Regions from separate parts of the Mus musculus genome. Here regions 1, 3, 4 and 5 are each linked to region 2. Evidence: chromatin loops called from intact Hi-C (ENCODE). Cell type or tissue: left cerebral cortex. All regions are shown on one strand. Region 1 has its middle 130 kb from the start of Gm38805. Region 2 overlaps Mpp6 (membrane protein, palmitoylated 6 (MAGUK p55 subfamily member 6)). Region 3 has its middle 110 kb from the start of Npy. Region 4 has its middle 110 kb from the start of Gm31226. Region 5 overlaps Mpp6 (membrane protein, palmitoylated 6 (MAGUK p55 subfamily member 6)).

What was found. Hi-C counts contacts between places; a loop is a spot of excess contacts. Peaks named below come from ENCODE experiments on the same cell type or tissue, not always from the same donor. Only the 100,000 strongest peaks of a DNase experiment are listed, where the experiment ranks them.
Region 1: it touches region 2 in a loop (2.6-fold over the local background); 3 of 42 quality-filtered maps call a loop at or near these places.
Region 3: it touches region 2 in a loop (3-fold over the local background); 15 of 42 quality-filtered maps call a loop at or near these places.
Region 4: it touches region 2 in a loop (8-fold over the local background); 21 of 42 quality-filtered maps call a loop at or near these places.
Region 5: it touches region 2 in a loop (10-fold over the local background); 18 of 42 quality-filtered maps call a loop at or near these places.

What each region holds. Positions count from the first base shown.
Region 1 is chr6:49,973,462-49,977,461 of GRCm38, reverse strand. No RefSeq gene overlaps it. Among named protein-coding and RNA genes, the nearest start is that of Gm38805, 130 kb to the left of the region's middle. In left cerebral cortex, no CTCF peak of the experiment used is centred here; DNase peaks (open chromatin) are centred at 146, 2,426 and 3,942.
Region 2 is chr6:50,111,044-50,115,043 of GRCm38, reverse strand. All of the region lies in intron 1 of Mpp6 (membrane protein, palmitoylated 6 (MAGUK p55 subfamily member 6)), which reads right to left. Among named protein-coding and RNA genes, the nearest start is that of Mpp6, 2.8 kb to the right of the region's middle. In left cerebral cortex, a CTCF peak has its summit at 2,127 (motif pointing left); DNase peaks (open chromatin) are centred at 613, 2,060 and 3,709; H3K4me3 peaks cover 1,878 bases; H3K27ac peaks cover 1,665 bases.
Region 3 is chr6:49,928,471-49,932,470 of GRCm38, reverse strand. No RefSeq gene overlaps it. Among named protein-coding and RNA genes, the nearest start is that of Npy, 110 kb to the right of the region's middle. In left cerebral cortex, a CTCF peak has its summit at 2,223; a DNase peak (open chromatin) is centred at 2,192.
Region 4 is chr6:49,516,870-49,520,869 of GRCm38, reverse strand. No RefSeq gene overlaps it. Among named protein-coding and RNA genes, the nearest start is that of Gm31226, 110 kb to the left of the region's middle. In left cerebral cortex, a CTCF peak has its summit at 1,676 (motif pointing left); a DNase peak (open chromatin) is centred at 1,648.
Region 5 is chr6:50,177,992-50,181,991 of GRCm38, reverse strand. Mpp6 (membrane protein, palmitoylated 6 (MAGUK p55 subfamily member 6)) reads right to left here. Exons shown (of 13, transcript NM_019939.2): 7 at 3,472-3,603; 8 at 1,717-1,816; 9 at 1,333-1,401. Among named protein-coding and RNA genes, the nearest start is that of Mpp6, 70 kb to the right of the region's middle. In left cerebral cortex, a CTCF peak has its summit at 1,539 (motif pointing right); a DNase peak (open chromatin) is centred at 1,594.

The DNA of each region.
Region 1 (4,000 bases), 140 kb after region 2:
ATAAACATCCCTCTTTATCTAAGTAGCTTGTCTTTTTTAAGTAGGAAACAGGCCACACATCATTTCAACAAAGACTTCGTTTCTCTGTAAAGTACCTACTTTGTGTCTGCCAGGTATGCTGTGGCCAGCTATCTGTGTTGGAATGAAGTCTGTAGAGTCCAATCTTGTCATCTGTGCTTTGGCATAACTAGGGGAGAAGGATGGTTGTAAGGCAAGCTGTGAGATTCAAAGATTCTATCTACAGTGGGGGATGTGCGCGCGCGTGTGCGCGAGCGCGCGCGCGCACACACACACACACACACACACACACACACGTATGCTTGCGTGCATTCATGTGTGCATGCTTGTGCACATGTGCGTGTGCCTATGCGTGCATGCTTGTATGTATGTGTGTGTGTGTGTGCTGGCATGTTGGTTTCAATCGCTTCCCTGCCCACAAGTGGAGCACTAGGAGAGGAAGCCAATCACAGGCCGTCCAGTCCATCACCTGTTTCTGGGCTGTAGTTCTGACAGAGTGAGATCTGAAATCCTGGCATGTTGGTACAGAGGGAGGGTCAATTTTAAAGGAGTGTCTACTTGATTTTCCAGAGGAAAAAGCAGGAAGATTAAGATTATATTGGGACTACTTGTAACTGAGGCTATCTTGTATGGTTGTTCTGGGTCAGGTGAAAGCAGGGTGTGTGTGTGTGTGTGTGTGTGTGTGTGTGTGTGTGTGTTTTATGTGAAGGAGGAGAGAGGAGACAGCTCTAGGACATGTCAGCCTGAGTGACCCTTAGTGTCTGGTCCACTAATTTGAAGATGCTAGGTATTCAATAAATATTTGAGTTAGTTTCTGTTCGTTTGTCCCCATCCCCACCCCAGCTTCTAAGGAACCTAAGGGACTTCTCACAATGAATCTTCAAGAAGCACTGAGGCAACTTATAGCTGTTATGCTGGGAGAGTGTCTCCCAAGGCAGAAATTGGGGCTATCAAGTTTAGAGGTTGGATTAGTCAGTATTTATTCTGGAGTGCTATACTCACAGTCATTAGAATGTCAGAGGCTCTGGAGTTGAAGAGCTGGGTCGGTGATGGAGGGTGCTTGCTGCTCTTGCAGAAGCCCCAGGTTCGGTTGTTAGCACCCATGTGGTGGTGCATAGCAGCCTGGAAATTTACTTCTAAGAGCTCTGACATCCTCTCTGGTTTCCAGGAGCACCAGACATAACATGTGCAAACATTCATGTACATAAAAAGAAAACAAATAAATCTTAAACAAAAGCAAACCAAAAAAACTTCAGAGACTCAACACAATAGGAGACGCAGGTGGCACCCAGGTGTGCCTAGCCAGGCAGTTCTTTGGGTGGCCGTGATGCAGGAAGTGACCCAAGGAGGTCAGTATATTTCCATTGAGAACTCTTGTTATACTCTGGGTTATAATTTTCTTACACTCCATTCTTTCCAAACAGCTAAACATAGAAAAGAGTGTTTTGAATATTTAATTCTAGAAGGTGTGCATCACTTTCTGGGTCAAAGTTGCCCCATTAAGAACCATTCACATCTCTCCAGAAGACGTGAGAGGACTAGGAAATGTGGAATATCTCATTGAGAGAGATAAAAAGGTTCAGAGAGTATCTAACCAAGGTTTGTCATGACAGAAACCTGAGAAAAGTATAAGGAGAGTGCACAGACAGTTAATGACTGGAGAAGCCTGGGCCACAGTGCTATGTGTTAGTGGTCATAAACAAAAACCCAGAGAGAAGGATCAAGGCCAGTGCAGCCAGGCGAACACGTAGCAGATGTGCTAAGGGTAGTTAGGTGTTAGAAAACAAAGGCCAGGGCCAGATAACGCCTGAGTCTTCAGGAAACATTCATTGTATTGTATGTATTGTTAGGAAAAGGAAGTTACTGAGGAGGTTGGATTTTGGGGATGTATCCTTGAGAGGTCCAGAAACATAGACCACTTTCATTTAGTAGCTCTAATCCCAGAATTTCAGACACATGGGATTTATTAGGTATGAGCCATGTAAGCTTAAAGCTACGTGGATACATAAACATGCTAGTATCTTTCATTGATGGAATACCAAATATTTGTCAGGTACTACACACACACACACACACACACACACACACACACACACACAAGCCTATCCCTCTTATCCTGCTAATCTTTCTTCAGTCTACTAGTTTTCCTTACTTGCCATGAAAAAACAATTTAGAGAGACTGTCTTGCCACACACTCTGCGTGATGGAGCTAGCATCTGAGCATATTCAATCCAACCCTTTATCCCAAGGCACAGTGCAGTCCCATCTAGGCCCCCACATACCCTGAAAAAACACATGCATATGTAAAAGGAATATTTAATAACCCAGTGCATCAAATAGCTGTTGTTGCATAACAAACCTCCCAAAAATATAGTGCTTTAAAAACAATTCGTCATTATTTTCCACAAAGCTGTGGGTTGGCTGGGCAGTTCTGTTGATGTGGGCTAAAGTTGGCTGGCTTGGGATACTGTCTTTCCTGTAACTATGGGCAGCCAGCAAATTGACCGGGGGACTGTCTGGTCCAGCACGGCCCCAGTTGGGTGATCTGACTTAGCTCCCCTTAGTTTCTTCTCCACCAGTTTTTAGTCTTGTGTTATTATTCACATGGTGGTGGCAAACTTTAAGGAGAGACTAGAAGCACACCAGGGCTCTTGAGGAGCAGACTTCAAACTGACATACCACCATGCTTGCCTTGTTGGCCCAAGAGGCTAAGACTAGTCCTTATTCAAAAGTAGTTAAGAATAATCAACCCCCCTACAATAAAGTACCGAAAAGTCTCCTTCCCAAAGGCTGAATGGAAAGAAGAGGAGAGAATGGGGTCTTTTTTTTTTAAGTCAGCTTACTGAATCTAGTATCTATAGACATTTTTCTCCTAAAAATAAAAATAAGAAGAGCAGATGGAGAATAGAGTGCTATCCTAAGGTGTGGCTGCAATGGTTAATCTGTTGTCCACTTGGCTGGGGTTACACACACCTCTCAGTGTGTCTGTGATGGCGCTTCCAGAGAGAATTAACTGAGGAGGGAAGACCAATTTAAAAGGATGTGGCCTTGTCCCAGCGGCTGGGATCCCAGAGCAAAGCAAAGAAGAAACCCAAGCACAGATGATAAGTGTCACAGACCCATGAGCCACCACATCAGCACCTGGTCCCCCTTCTGCACCATGGTGGATGCTATCCCCCGCCACACACACACATATATCACACACACACACACACCACACAACACACACATACACACACACACACACACACATCACACACACACCACACACACATCACATACATCTCACACATACGCTCACACATACACCACACACACACACTTACATGCCACACACAAACACACACCACACACATACACACATACACACAACACACACACACATACACACCACACACACATACACACATCACACACACACACATACACCACACACACACACACCACATACAAACATATACACAAACACACACACACATGCCACACACACACACCACACACACACACACACACATACACACATAACACACACACATATACACCACACACACATCACACACACACACACACACACACACACACACACACACACACACACACATATACACCACACATACACATATCACACACACACACACACACACACACACACACACACACACACATCCTTTCTGTGCTTGTGTTGCTTTTGGTCACGTGTTTGATCCCAGTGACAAGAAGAGTAACCAACACAATGGTTTTTCTGACTTGTGCAATAGCACCAGAATCTTGTTCCTTCCCATTGGCCTAGGAAGTGTAGAAATGGACAAGGCTTTAAACGGATAAACAGCTCTTTTCATTTAGGAAGGCAGGGCATGAAAATAACCACTTCTGGGCACATAAAATAGCTTTTCCGTAGAAGAATTTTAAAAAGCAAAACAAAACTGAAAATTTGACTTCCTGTGTGCCCTGCAGAGAAAAGAGGGGGTGGGGTGAAGGGAGA
Region 2 (4,000 bases):
TCCTTTTCTTTTTTAAAAGATTTATTTTATGTATGTGAGTACACTATTTCTCTCTTCAGACACACCAGAAGAGAGCATCAGATCCAATTACAGATGGTTGTGAGCCACCATGTGGATTCTGGGAATTGAACTCAGGATCTCTGGAAGAGCAGTTGGTGCTCTTAACTGCTAAGCCATCTCTCCAGCCTAGAAGTCTTTTGTCTTCAGTAGAAATCCAAGTATTTCCACAGTTTCTTTATTATCATCATTTTTATTATTTCATAATATACTGATTCTTTCATATATATTTCATTCTTAAACAAACGTAAGCTCTTCTCATTAAGTGTAATTCTTTTGTATATCCCTAGTAGAATGCTTTTCAGATATATGGAACTGAAGATTAAATTAAAGGGTAAAGATAAAACTGCTTTTGGAATGACTGAGCATAGATCTTATCATGGGGTGTCTACTGGGAATGCACACGGTTACAATAAGTACAACCAAGTTCCGGTAGCGTAAGCCAGTCTGCCAAACTGAAGCAAAGGGCAACCAGTACTGACTGCTGTCTCTGGTCGTCTGAGCAGGGACTGTAACAATACAGAAGCTGCCGGTGGGCATATTTCTACTAAGAGGAACAGAAAGTGCTCCTATGTAGCCAGAGTAGAGCAACAACAGGAGCTGTAGGAGGAAGGGGAAGGAACCCACAACAGGGAGTCTAAAAGAAAAGGCGGAATATGACAAGCTGAGTGACATGCACAAGAAAGCAAAGAGTGGGGAAAAGTCTGAAAATAAGCTAAAAAGTGAAACAAAACAAAACCACAAAACAAACAAAACCTACTCACTGTATTGTCTTCTCCTTCAATTTTCATTCTACTTTAAATCTGTGATAACTTCAAAGGGGAGGCCTTTTGAAATTACCATCCCCAGGTATTTAAAACAATACTCAAGTATCAGTGGAAGCTAGCAACAAATGAACATTTTTAACTAAGCAGAATATGTCTCTTCTGGTATGTTACACTGAAAAACAAACAAACAAACAAACCAACAAGCGGGGCTGAGCATTCAAAGCGCTCACTTCTCTTCCAGGACTGAGGTGCAGTTCTCAGCACCCATATGCGGGACCTCACAACCACCTGTAAGCATGCTTTCATTGGCTCCAATGGCTTCTCCTAACCGCCATGGGCAACACGTGTATGTGGCACACAGGCATACACTCAGGCACACCCACACACATACAAAATACATCTTTTTTTTTTTTTTTTAAAGGAAAGGAAAGATGAATTTCAGGACAAAAGTAAAATTGTCTTAAAGTTTCTTTTAAAGAAAAAAAGAAGCAATTTAGAAGATAGGAACTACTCCAAATTGTTCATCATTATGTGGATGAATGTACCATGCAGAAAATTTGAGAAAGGTCTTTGAGTTATTCTATCATAATTAAGGGAGGCCATAAGTTACCTTCTCTCTGACTTGCTAAAATGCATTTTACTTTGTTTAAGTGAGCTCACATTCTGAAATGGCCAGAACAAGGTTAAATATTGTCAGAAAAGAAAATGTATAAATCTGACTTTATTATACTACAGAAGAATAATCAAACGGTCAAAGAGTATAGGTTTTTAACAGAAGACCACCTTTTCTCTGCACAAACATGAACACAGATTTAACTAAAAGAGGTGCTTTGCTATCTCTTCCTCTAAAAGTTTTTAAAAGGAGCCTAATCTGCTCTAAAAAGGTTTGGAGTTAGTATATTTCATACAAGAGTGATGATCTCCCCAGACCCTTCAACACAACTACCATCTGTGTACATCAAGCCTGCACTGCTCCTAAGATTAATGCCAGTAAAATCAGCTCTCTGGAAGCACTCATGAATCCAAGATTTCATGGTTAGTTAGCCCATGGAACTAGCAGTAGCCCAAAAAGTACACTGTTACTAAGTCTATGAGGAGAGGTATTTGGTGAGTGGAGTGGAGTGTGAGTTAGAGGAGAAGGCATCACACACACTGAGCTCCAGACTCGGTTCTCAATGCAGCCTCCTTAGCAGCCGCTCCAGCAGTTTGGCAAAGCGCCCAGGACGATTAGCAGCCAGAGCACGCAGAGCAGGGATCTGTTGAGATGAACTGCAAAGGCTCCCCCAAGTGGTCACAAATAAATGACAGCCACGTCTGGGCTAATCACTGCCCTGGCTTTGACTCCAACCAAAAATACTCTAGGTAAAGCTGGTGCCTATAATTAGACAAAAATGTAATCAAATACTAGTACCCCACACGAGAGTAGCGAGAGCATCATGATTTCAGATCCCATGTTTATGAACACAGCACTATTTTGGAAGGAAAAAAACTAACAGTAAAACAAAACTACAATAATTTTTCTCGATAGATTTTTCTGGGGATGACAGTTATCTCAAATAGATGAGTACTTTTCAAATCTGCTTGACCATCCCTAAATATCAGCATATCCTTTGTAACTACATTTACTTGAAGATCAGTTCTGATACAAATTTAGTTACATATCAAAAGAAATACATGGAAAATGAGAATTTATCAGCTTTACTACATACCCAACTTACAATTTACAAAAGTTCCCTTCTCACTAGTAATCCGCATTGACTGTACATGACATAAACAATACAATCAGGTCTTCCTACCTTTCTCTGTATTAATTTTATTAGTGTTTTAACTGTCTGACTAGCTTGAGCTCTGTATTGTTTGCAACTCACTCTCTCAGAAATGATTTGCGGATGTCACCCACTTCTGATAAAGCTCAGATGTCCAAAATGTGCAAAGCATTTAATTAAAACATCTGTTGTCTTCTGATAATCTTCCATTATTCAGAGGTAAAGCTCATATAGGTATGGTATATAGTCAAACAAGCAACACAATTTTAAAACATTATAAAACAGGTACCCAGGGTCTTGTGACTGTCTTTTTTGTTTTCAATCTCAAATTTAAAGGGAAAGGAGAGAAGCAGCCTGGGTAGCCTTCTGACACAATTTCAGCTTCAGGGGGAAAAAAAAAATGAGCTTAGGAAAAAAAGCAAATTGCTCCCTCAAATATTTTTTTTAAAAAAATTATAAAATCCAACAGTTTTCCTGAAGAGGAGAAAAAAGGATTGTCTTGTACAGAGCTATCAAACTTAACTCTAACAGCTTGATATTTTTACCTCAAAACTTTGTGTGTGTGTGTGTTTCAATATTCCAAGGTGGAAATGAGATTCACTGCAATAATTACAAGACACACACACACACACACACACACACACACACACCATAAGCCCGCGCTCCTACATAGCCTGTAGTCTCCATAGGACAAAATAGAGCAACTCAAAGTGTAACCATTTTTGCATTATGTAACCCTAATTTGGAATAAAAGAAACATGAGCCTTATAGAGCAATGTATGTATTTAAACAATAATTTAATAATTTAAATATATGAAAGCTTTAAGAAACAAATGACCTCAAAATGAAACAACCCCCAAAGTTATTTGTTTACAGAGCAATAAGGCCTCTAACCACAAAACTACAATCAGGCCTAGTAGTTTATCATAACTACACAGCCAAAGGCTGGTGCATTGTTTGACCAGTGTACCAAAATTTACCCTTAACCAAGGCTGAGATAGTTTTAGTACACATGAGACGTATGTAAGTTTCCAAAAAAGAAATAATGACCTGAAACACCACATGGGAAGAAATGGCTGCTAACTCATATTCCAAGTGAAGACCAATTTAACGCACCCCGAATGCTGTCAGCTATATGACAAGGAACCCCATTCAGGAGGGCTAAAGTAAAATTCCAAGAATTCCCAGAGGCGTAGGAAAAGAGTAAAAGCATGGCTAGCCTGACCTTAACCGGCTGCTTTTTGAGTAATGCGGAGAATTTTCTGAGCCTTGCCTACAGCCTTGAGTCTCTTCCTCACCCTTCTCCCCACCTACACAAATACTCACCCCAGAAAAGGGGAGCTTAATGAATGTTTTCTCGAGCTGCGATCCCAGGAACTGGTACCTTGAGAATAAACTCCCAATAAAGTG
Region 3 (4,000 bases), 180 kb after region 2:
TGACTCCTCCAGCCCTGGACAGTTGGCTAGGCTCCCAGTTCCAAGCATGGTTTTTCTTCTTCTTAAGAGGAAGTCCAATTAGAGAGCTGTTGGTTATCTCCAAGGTATGCGTGCCACTACTGCACTCTCAGGTTAGCTTGCCGTGCTGGTCACTGTTGTGGTTCATCGTTACCATGGCTGGGTACAAAGGCTGGTTGATTCCTTCCTTTGGAAACCTGCATGGCAGCTTCTGGTGCCATGGAAGCTAGGGCAGAGGACAACTTTGGAGGGTCAGTTCTCACCTAGCATTGATTTAGTTTGCTTTGTTTTGTTTGAGATGGAGTCTCACTCTGTAATCCAGGCTAACTGGAATTTGAGATCCCCCTGTTTCCGAAGTGCTGGGAGCACAGGCATAAACTGCCACACTGGGTTTCATCCATTTTTAGTGAAATAAAAGATTACTTTAGGGGCTGGAGAGATGGCTCAGCGGTTAAGAGCACTGACTGCTCTTCCAGAGGCTCCGTGTTCAATTCCCAGCACCTACATGGTGGCTCACAACCTTCTATAATGGGATCCAATGCCCTCTTCTGGTGTGTCTGAAGACAGCTACAGTGTACTCATATACATTAAATAAATAAATAAATAAATAAATAGTCTAATCTAACCTCAAGTCAAGATATATGACCAGTGCTCACAGATGAAAACACTTCAGCAGGATGCTTTAGGAGGTGGGTGGTTGTTTAAGTGATACACAATGGGAAAATAATAAATGCAATTTGTAGATCAAACGAGGCAAAGGGAAAGAAAAGGGCGGGTGGTGGGTGTAGAAGGGTACAGGGTAAAAAAAGGAGACAGTGAATGGTTGAATCCGATGATGCTTTGGGGCTTTTCAATGCACTCAAACTACACTGAATAATAAAAAAGAAGCAGAGGAACGTCACTTTGGAGAGTCCTAAGGTGGTTCAGGAAAACATGCAAAAGCTTTCCATGCAGACCTCAAACTGAGGAGCCACGGCCTGCACACCCTGTCTGTCCCCTTTGCTCCCTGAATAGAAACTGTTATGTCAAGTGAACAGAGTGAGCCCTTAGAGGGATACCATAGCATCAGCCTAGGATTTCTCACGGAGTGCTTCATTGCTGTTCATTTTATTTTAACAAAACAATCATTATGCCAAAAATTAGGTAGACATGCCACTGTCTGAAAACAAGTTTAACTTTCCAGAACATTGGGAGGAACTACAATGCCTTAACTGGAAATCTCTCTGTCATGTACGTCTGTACAAATACCCCGGTGTCTGGAACGAGGCATGAGTCGTTCAGAAATGAGGAATGTGGTTTGGGATATGTCACTTGTATGGGTCATTTCACTCTCTTGGATAAAGCCCAGGACTCTTTCATAATGAGACTGCGTTTTAATTTTTCTAATTTTAATTTCCATTAAGGAGACAATTTACGGGTAACTCAGAGATGTATGCAGTACAGGATGGATTTCAGATAACTGTGGGATGCAGAATGCACACACAAAAACGGTTACAGAGAAGCATTGTGGCTATTACATTTGTCATGGGTCTCAGAATGCCACAATCGCTCACTGGTGTGTAGCCCCTTTGATGATCACAGCTCCATCATATTCACAGGCATTTACATATTTACAGATGTAAGCATTCCGTTTGTTAGAGCATGGGAAACTTTTGACATTAGGAAGTAAACATGCCTTAGATATGACTTGCTAATTGCTTGGCGTTGGCTGTTAAGCAGCCAGCAGCATCTTTTGAGAGGGAATGAGGGGCAAGGGTGAATGCAGTGCTCAATAGACTAGACTACATCTTCCAAGTGGAGCAAACCTCGGGTCCTCTCATGTTTAAGTCATATTACTATACGCTTAGCACCTCAACCAAGTCAGAAACAGAGGGAAGCAAGAAAGAGTAATTTTAATTTTGCCGCCAAGTATGTGGGAAATAGAAAACAATATATATTTTAAAAATACATGAGAAGAGAACCTTAGAGAGACTCTAAAAATGGAGCACACTTTTTGGAGTTCTTTAAACACCCCAGCAACCACAACCAAAGCTCAAAGGGGAGAGAAACCTTCGATGATTTTTTTTTTTTTTTTGGATGACAAAGGTGGGGGCCGGAGGGCAGAGCATAAGGAAAGTTGTGGCTAGCTTCTCTGCAGTTTCCTGTGAATTTATTGGGTGTGTGCTCTCCGCTCTGTCATACATTATGCACTCCCTCTAGTGTCAGAGTTTGTATATGATCCTGAACCTAGTTTGACAAAGTGTTGCTGTAGACATTAGAACAGAGTTCAGGCTCCTAATTATGCCATATTTCAAAGATATTAAAGGCCACCCAATAGCACAAAGAGCAGCCCTCTGTGAAGTCTCCCGGCTCAGAAAGGATGCATATTTTAACCTGTGCTATAGAGAGACTCTTCATAGCCCTTTCTCCTCTTCCTCCTCCTCCTCCATAAATAAGCCCAGTGCTTTATTAAGGTTTTAAAGTCCTTTAATAAACCGAAGTATTTATTACATTCTAAATTCTCCAGCAAAAAGAAACCCCTGCACAAATTCAAATGACCCACCGTACGTGAGGGACATCTCAGTTAGGAAGTCAAGCCTGCAGACATGTGAAATGTATTGCGGAGATTTTGTTTGCGTTCACTACCTGGCTGTCTCCCCAGCCTTTCAGGAACCAGAAATTAAGATGCACATCACAAAATCTGCCCATGCTAGGTCCCCTCTTTCTCCTCCCTGGCTCTTCCATCTCTTTTCCTCCCAATGCAGAGGCCAGTAGGAAAGTTGACAGATACCAAATCTTAGCAGCCGGGGGTGGGGGTGGGGGGTGGGGGTGGGGGTGGGGTGGGGGGGTGGGGGTGGGGTAGGGGTGGGGTGGGGGGGTGGGGGCTGGATGACCTGCAGCTAACCCCCATCTCCTCCTAGTGGCTTAGGAAAAGCCATGCGACCTTATTCTGGCCAATGACACACATTAGGGGAAAATTTTCACTCCTCCAGGCAAGCCTCCAGAAACTATACTTTATTCTATTTCATTTTATTTGGACGTGTGCCGATGTAAAGCCTTGGACTATGGCGGATGTCCTGTCACTCAGCATGAGGAAGAGGTGGATGTAGTGCTTATTTGGGGTACAGGAGGGCGCTGTGGCCGAAGCGTATGGAGAACCACATTCTAGAGCTCACTTTCTGACTGGACCTATTGGTATACACACCACTTATAGGCTATACATAGCACTGTTCAAGCCAGCTTGTGATTTTTATTGCTTCTAGTTTCACATTTTAATTCTTGTCATATTTAAGAAAGCCATCCTCTGATATTGAAAACCCAATTTACATATAAACCCAATTGTACACTCAGCCTCCTGCTGTTCTAGAAAACACAGTAGAGGACAACGGTCAGTTAGTGAAGGCTGTGTCCATTATGTACTATTCTATACAAATCACCCCAAATTCAATAGCTCAAATGGTTGTAATTAACATTTATTCTCTCAGCATTTCTGTGACCTAGGACTCAGAAGCTGCCTGGCTTTGTGGCTTCTGTGAAAGCATCCACAGGAGACAGATTTATCTGACAGCTTGACAGTTTTTGTCTGTGGCTGTTAGGGTGTCCCCAGGACATGACAACTGACTTCTCTCAGGAACCATTCTCCTCTGATTTTCAGAAACCACAGGACATGGTTCTTCACTATGTTTCACTCATTAGAATGGAGTTTCTGAGTTTGGGGGGGGGAGGGAGAGGAGGAGGAAGAAGAAGAGAAGGAGGAAGAGGAGGAAGAGGGGGAAGAGGAGGAAGAGGAGGAGGAAGAGGAGGAAGAAGTCTAATAAAATTTTAATGCACTTTAAATTTTAAGTATTCTTTAATTAATAAATTTTATTATGGATTATATTTAGGTTTACAGAAAATTTTATGAGAAGGTACATGGCTCCCATGAGCCCCCTGTCCTCACACACAGTCTCTCCTACCACCAGCATCCACACCCAGGGAACTTATTTGTCATAATCAGTGAACC
Region 4 (4,000 bases), 590 kb after region 2:
TGGTATTCTAATATAAACTTTTTTAAGGGAAAAATTTTAAAAAACTTATTTTTTTAATAAAATAGATTTTAACTGGGTAGATTGTACCTCCTTTAAACACTGCTTATCTTTAACATCCTGTTCACCTTGGCCCAATTTGGTGAGTCCCACCTGCTCCACTCTCAGCATCCAGCCTTGCTCGCCCAGGTTACACATCCTGTGCTCTGGTCCATGAGGGTAGCTCTCATTCCTCATCAAGGAAGCTTCTTTTTGCCATAGATGCAAACCATTAGAGAAAGCCACAATTGTTCAAAACACAGAGAACTACTGACTGTGGTATACCTGCCCCCAACTGGTACATGTGCAACATGTACCAGGGTTCAGGGAACACTACAACAAAGGGAGTGAAAGACTGTATGTCACAGGAGATATACATGTGTGATCTATGTGCACAGAAAAGCTGTGCCCATAAAATCCACACAATCCAGTTGCCTAAACAAGACCTAAACTTGGCTAGTACCAGTTGCAATACTGACATGACAAGATGGATGGGGCCATCCCTCTGGGCCCCATCCCTAGATGACGAGCTACAGGCAATTAATGACTGGTCAAAGAGGGAGAATTAGTCTTCTTCAAGGTTGAGCACCTTAATTTGTTATCTAATACCAGGCAGTCAGCCCTAAAATCATATATATGCAGACAACAGTGAAAGAACTCAGCAGGTTGCACTTATGTGTTTACTTATTCATGTATAAATAAGCAAAAATAATAATTAAGAGAGGTTTATGAGGAAGGGAATGGTTTAAATACAATGCACATATATGAAAATTTAAAAATAAAAACTATTTTTCACAAGTAAACAGTAAGTCTAAAGCCTATTCTTAAACATTTGATGGTATAATTATTAAAAGAATAAAGATGGGAACAAGTTTATTCTTAAGGGGACTTGACTATTACAAATTAGCCTTTGGTCAAAGGCTCAAATTAATCTTCCCACTTATTCATTCAAAAAAGTTACTGAATGCCTTCTTACACACAAGCTCAATATCTTTTTTTTTATTAGGTATTTTCCTCATTTACATTTCCAATGCTATCCCAAAAGTCCCCCATACCCTCCCCCACACTCCCCTACCCACCCATTCCCACTTTTTGGCCCTGGCGTTCCCCTGTACTGGGGCATATAAAGTTTGCGTGTCCAATGGCAGGCTCAATATCTCAACACAGTTACACTTACAGAGATGGAGAATTTATCATAAAATCACACCAAAAAAAATTTACTTGCAATGAGTTTTGAGTGTACAGAAAGTCTGAATGTCCATAACTATCTTAAATCCTCCTGAAAGTTCTTAATAGCATTCCAAACAGCTCCTTACATATGCATACTGCAGACCAACCTTTTGACCTGGCTACTGTTGAGTAAGAAAGTCACGTTCAAGTCAGGAACTGTGGTAGAGAATTTTGGGCAATAAATGAAACAGATAACCAATACATAAGTCCTTAGAGAGTCTTCCCAGGCACAGTGCTTGGTTATGTATTCCTTTAGATATTAATGAAGGATGTGTTTACGCTCCTCGTCCTCCTCCAACAAACAAATCAAATCTGTTCTCACTCAAACACCCACTGCTTCAACTTCCTGGGCCTGGGCCGGGCTCAGATACCACGGGGTTAGAGCGACACCTGGTGACCATCGGCAACCTCACACAAATCCATTCTACATCTCAAAAAGCAAAAAAAGAAACAAACCAAATAAACCAAAACCAACCAAGCAAACAAAGCAAACAAAACAAAAATTCTGTTAATCAAAAATCTCTCAAATTACAACTGAAGCATGGATGTCCTGCTCTAGGGAGTAATCTGGAGAGAGCTTAGAGGAGCTATGAGAAAAACAGTCCAAAAAACGGAGGGGGATAACATGATACCCAGGGCAACACTGGCAATAGCAGAAGCCTGGGGTGGAGGTTGGGAGTGGGGGTGTGGGGGGTGGAGGGGGAATCTTCTCTGCTTGGCCGCAGGACCTCAGCATTGGCAAGCAATAGAGCAGACACAAGACAGAATTTCAAAAAGATTTCTGTAGAGCATCTTGGCAGCCTCCGTGAGCACTCCTGGGAAAGCAGACCAAAATTCATGGACTCTGTGCACTGAAGCCTGACAAACAGATCTTGTGAGAAGGCAGCAAAGAAATTCTAAATCAGATCTGTACCTTGAAAACCTGATTGGGTATCAAACTTTAGAAAGTGGCTTTCACAGGGTCTCCATACAGCAAGCAAGACATTGGCATCTCCAGAGGACCAGCAGCAACCCAAACCTTGAAGGAAGTCACAGAGTGTGACCAACACCTGAGACTGCCTATGAAACCCCGCCCATCCACCAGGACAGCACTGGTGACTTGAACTAGGGAAGACACAGAGTGGGGGTGGGGGGGGTGGGGAAGGGGACTCCAAGGAAGAGAGCAGGTTCTAGAAAGTTGGAGGAAACATGAGAGTCTGGAAGTCATTTAATATTCCTTTTGGTAAGCCAGTTTAGGATCTTTTGCTACATTGTATGCTCAAACATCTTTACCTCTCTCTTTCCATATGCCTTCAGTCCAGTCCCCCCTGCTCTCTCCACAGATCATCTCTTCTGCTTTATCATCCCAACACTAATCACCAGTCTCACACATCTATTTGTGTTCGCACTCACAATTACTAACATCAGTGTATACGGTGTTATCAATGCCCCCTTCCTCACTGCAGTGGCAAGCACTTAAGGAGCAATTGTTCTGCAATTGACTCCTACTCTCTTCTCCACGGAGTTCTACTTACTCCTGGACAGTGACTGCGGTTTCATAGCATTCTGCTCTCAAAGGAGAGCAAGGATAGAGCCTCTGCCTGGAGCATCAGTCTAAGAGGAAAATGGAACCTCAACCCTATGACAGCCTTGTCATTCTGAATGCTATATGTATATGAAATGGAAACTTAAGGGTTGTTTGGAGAGTCAGTGTGTTGGATGGTATTTTGCTAGGTCAAACACATGAAGGAGTGTTTTCCTGAAGTGGGCACATGTGAAAGACTAAGGCAGGCTCATAAAGAAACATTTAGCTGAAACAGACACAGGAGAAAGGATGCTCTGCTAAAGCAAGCATGTGAAAGGACATGTGATGATGGATTCTTTGCTAATGACACGCATGTATTGGTCTGTCTTACATTGCATAGCTGAGCTGCATTTGTCAGGACTTCATAGAGAGAAACAAACCAAAAAGCTTCTGGTGGTTTGCTGCAGTTTTGTGCTGCTTCTGCAGACTTGGGCTGATAGGCAGGGTGATGTCAGCTGAGACAGATTCATATGCTGAGGCAAGACCTGTGGAGGACTCATGATGTTTGGAGGGTGTAAATAGAACTCTGTAGACAGTGATGGATGCTGAGCTGGGCTTGCTTATAGAGCTAGCTGTGCAATGATTATTGGTCTTGCATCTTTGCTGATCTTCACTTTGTTGAGAGGCACAGCCAAGAACGTCTCCTGCTGTCCCTCCTAGTCCCTTCTGCTGACCATCTCTGCTAGGTAATGCCAGCTACTGCTGATTTGTGTTTGCTATCCTGACTACCAAATTGGACTGTTGGTGTATTTGCGAAGTGTTAGCCAGTGGATCGAGCTGCCCCTGCTAGCCTGTGAACTGAACTGCTGATTCCCAGACAACACAGATAGAAGTTGCTCCAAAGATCCTTTCTAAACAGGTCCACCTCCCCCATATCCTTTCTTTCCCAGTACCTCTGGTGGGTGGTAGGCTAAAAGAGAGGTTAAAGCATTTACGAACCATCATTAAAAATAGACTATGAAAAAAGAAAAGTTACATACCCCCCCCCCATGTAAAAGCCTCAACCCAAAAAAAAATGTAAGGAACATGCCCCCTTAAAAAAGTACTGACCTTGGGGGCCAAAGAGATAGCTCTGTGATTAAGGACACAAGCTGCTCTTGCAAGGGACCTAGGCTTGATTCCCAGCATTCACATGGCAGTTCACAACCTTCTGTAGCTCTAGTTTCCAGG
Region 5 (4,000 bases), 67 kb before region 2:
CAAAAGAAATAACTTCATTCTGTGGTACATATAGACCATATTTTATTTCTCCTGTTGATGGCCACTTAGATTAATTACAGAACTTCCTTCGCTCTCCTGAACTGTGGTGCAGTGATAAAGACACGCAATATTCCTGTGGTGTGCTCAGGAGTGGGGACAGTGGTGTAATGTGGGTAACTCTCCTCTTAGGCTGACTTCTATAATGGCTGGACTAGTTTACTTCCTACTGTCAGGCCAAAAGCATTCTTTTTTTGTCCAGGATCCTGACAGAATATGATTTTTCTTAATGAAGTCTGTTCTGTATGGGGTAAGATAGAATCTCAGTGTAGCTTTAATCTACATTCCTCTCATGGCTAGTTAGGGTAAAGGTTTTTTTTTTTTCCATTTGTTTTGTGTTTTTGTTTTAAATTTGTAATACACTCAACTGGTCTGACAGTGTTTTTAACTTCACTTTTCTTTCTAGTGCTGGGGATTGAACCCAGCACCTTATACATACTTAGACTTGATTTTTTAAAAATATTTTTTCAGCTTTTGAAGCAAAAATGACAAATAAGAATTGTATGTCCTTAAAGTATACATCTTGATGATTTAATGTGTTTAACTGTAAAATGATCTTCTAATGAAGCTAATAAACACAACTGTGACTTCTTGTGATTATCATTACATTTTCTTTAAAAGATATTCCTTTCTTTAAGATGAAAGATTTAGGGAGAGGCAGAAGGACTTAGAGTTTGGGGCCAGGCTGGGCTACTAACTTAAGTATAGAATAATAAGATAATTAAGTGTTTGAGGCCATCCTGTATTAACTAGTGAATCCCAGGCCAACTTAAATATATGGAAAGAATGTCAATACCTCTCTCTTCTTAATCTCTCTCCCCTTCTTCCCCTTCCTCCCCCCCCCCCCAAGTAAAACCCTAAGAGTTGAGAAAGACCCTTAAAAGATGCCACTGGATTAAATGAGTTACCTAGCCCAGTGTCATTTCCTCAAAATGAACCTGACCTTATGGAAGCTAGCTCGCCTTCATCCTAATGCTAACATCTCCACAAAGGCACTCTGCCCCTCAGAAGCATGTTACCATGGTGGGATCCTCTACGTCAGTACTGTCCATACATTCCTTCTGCACTAGTGCAAGCTCAATCCCTAACAACTTCTGCCTGCTGCAACTCATAGTCACCAACTGAGACCTATATTTTATCATGTATTCACATGAGATCCAGTAATTGGCACTAATATAAATTAAATTCATTTTAAATTTCATATTCAGAGATTAAAACATGGTAACTAATGATAAGGCTATATATTTAGAGCTTCCAAAGGGATTTTACACGTACCTGCATTCCTGGTTGTGAGGTACATCATCTTTTTCTTTTTCTTGTTGCTTATAGTTCCACAAAAGGGTCCTGGAGGATGACAAGACTTAATTTAGACGACACATTGAGACTCAACCGTAAGTTGCCCAGTTGTTTTGTGAGGAGGTAAGAGAATTGCCCTTCCTAGGAGGGGTGAATTTGTCACTGGATTTTGATACACTACCAGTAGGTGGCAGAAAAGCATAAAAATTAGAGAGGAAAAAAGCAGATGAGCAGGAAAAATTAATTCTCCATGTATTTCAAATAAATTCATTTGTGATTTCAGAAAAAACAAAACAAAACAAAACCAGAGGCAAAAGGTAAGCCCAGCCCCTCCCTGCCTGTTACTTGTGAGAAGTTCTTCACCTGAATTGTCCCAGTCTCGGCGAACAAATGCCTTTCTCTTCTCTTCCAGGAACTGGCTTGGAATCAGACCAGCACTTCCTCCCTCTTTCACATGGCTAGCCTAGAATCAAATGAATTTATCAGTGACCAAAGTTTTACACAATATTTTAGTAAGTCCAAGTGCTGGTCAGTTGAAGTTAATTTCCTATGGAAAACACTCTTTCAATCCATGGAACTGTGTTAAAGCATTTAAACAAAGAAAGCAATTTGTATCTAAGACTCATGTATGTCCACTGGTAATGACATGTTGAGACTCCCATTAACAACAATGTAGAGGCTCCTCAAATACTACAATGTTTTCTTTAGAGGTTGGGGGCGGGAGTGAGCAAGGACAGGAAATGTGTGTGATAGTCAAAGAGCAGAAAGAGAACGCTATTTTATATAAAGGAGTGTTAAGGAAGGACTTTATAAACCATTTCTACTGACCTCAGTCCTAGGATGTTATTTCCTGAGTCTAAATCAAAAGAATTTCCAGTACTGGGAATACAAAGCATAAATTTTAATTCATGCTAACAAGAATCTGAATATCCCAAGGTGAAGAATTTAAAATAAGTAAAACTTTATCTAGTATAAAAAATAAAAACTTTAAAATCAAAGGAAGTAGTTCAAAAATGTTTTACTCGAGTGTTTTTGGGTCTATGTGTGTGTGTGTGCATATGGGTGAAGGTGCCCAGGGCCAGAAGAAGAGCTGGAGTCCCGGAGAATGCGAGCAGCCACCATGAGTGCTGGCTCTGTGGGTCCTCCACAGGAGCAGTGAGGGCAGGCCTCTTAACCAGCTGCTCTCTAACCCCACAAAAGTGGATATTTTTAAATGACAATGATTCACATCACAATGTTATTGTCTTTCTTCTTATAAGTGGAATAAAACACCTGTTTATCAGTTTTTAATAATCCTGAAAACTGGAATTAAATAAGACTATCAAAATGAAGAAGGAGACTCAAATGCCAGTGAGAGGATTAGAAAGCTAAGAGCATTTACAGAAAGTAAACTAGAGAGCACCTGGACGGCCCATGATCAGCCACAGGAAGCGATTAGACAGTTTTAAAGCCTACAAGTGTTTCAGTGACCTCTTGCATTCATCAACTGTTTACTGAGCTCACGTCCTAGCTATCTCACCATGGTGTACTCACTGATAAAAATGTCTTCATTGACACACCAGCACACTGTGCCTAGGCTGCTCTCATCCTCTACATCATCTCTCTGTAGAAGTCATTTAACTCATCGCTGTTAACAGCAGTTACCAGTCACAGCTAAGTTTATGCTTGGTACTGGGTCCTGGAGGCTTTCTTCTTTTACCCTGTTCTCTAGTGAGGCCAGAATCAGCTCTGAGAATTGAAAAGATTCTTTGTTTCTTGTCATTTTCTTCAACTTTGAGTACTGTGTCAACTTATGTAAACCTCAAGAAACCCTGACAATGAGTACAAAGTTCTTCTTGCCTTAAAACACATTTGAAGGTGACTACCTTGGGAAAGAATTGTTTCACCTAATTCTTAAACCGGGTGACATGCCACAGGCAGGTTATGCCTGCTCTTATTTACACAAACAAATTCTCTCTCAATTTGGTCTTCTGTCCACAAAGCTGGCAGACGTAAAGCAGAAGTTGTTCATGCAAGAAAAATCATGGGAACAAATGCTTCCTGCACTTTTAGATACTGGGCAGATCAAAGATTGAAAACAGAAAAGTATTTGAGGAATTTTTTGAGAATCATACTAACCTGCCACCAATTTGGGTCTTCTCTGTTTACAATCTGAAGAATTTCTCCTTTGGAAAATTTTAGTCCTGCTTCTTTGCAGGGTATCAGGTTATCATTGAATGGATTATAATCAAAATGACACTTGACAAATACCTAAAAACACAGCACAATGAAAAAGACTATATGTGTATCACTAAGCACTGGATATTGAAACCAAACCACTGTGATTTAATTGTAAATGACACTAAGTAGTTCAGGAAAGAAACTTATTCTTCTAAATAAAGAATAATTTATTAGAATATTAATATAATGATTTGGTATAGCAGAAAAATCAACATTTTGCTACATTAAAATTTTGTTCATTTTAAAAACTCCTGTTTCTTTCTTCTGCGGTGTGGGGTTTAACCCCAGGGCTTTGCATGCCAGTAGGTGCGTGCTCCCCCATGAGCTGTATCACCCACCCCCTCAACAGCTAACCTCAAGCAGGAAGTGTGCAATAATCACTGCATTCTACCCGGCTCCCCTCTCAATCTTTTCACTTGATTTCCCA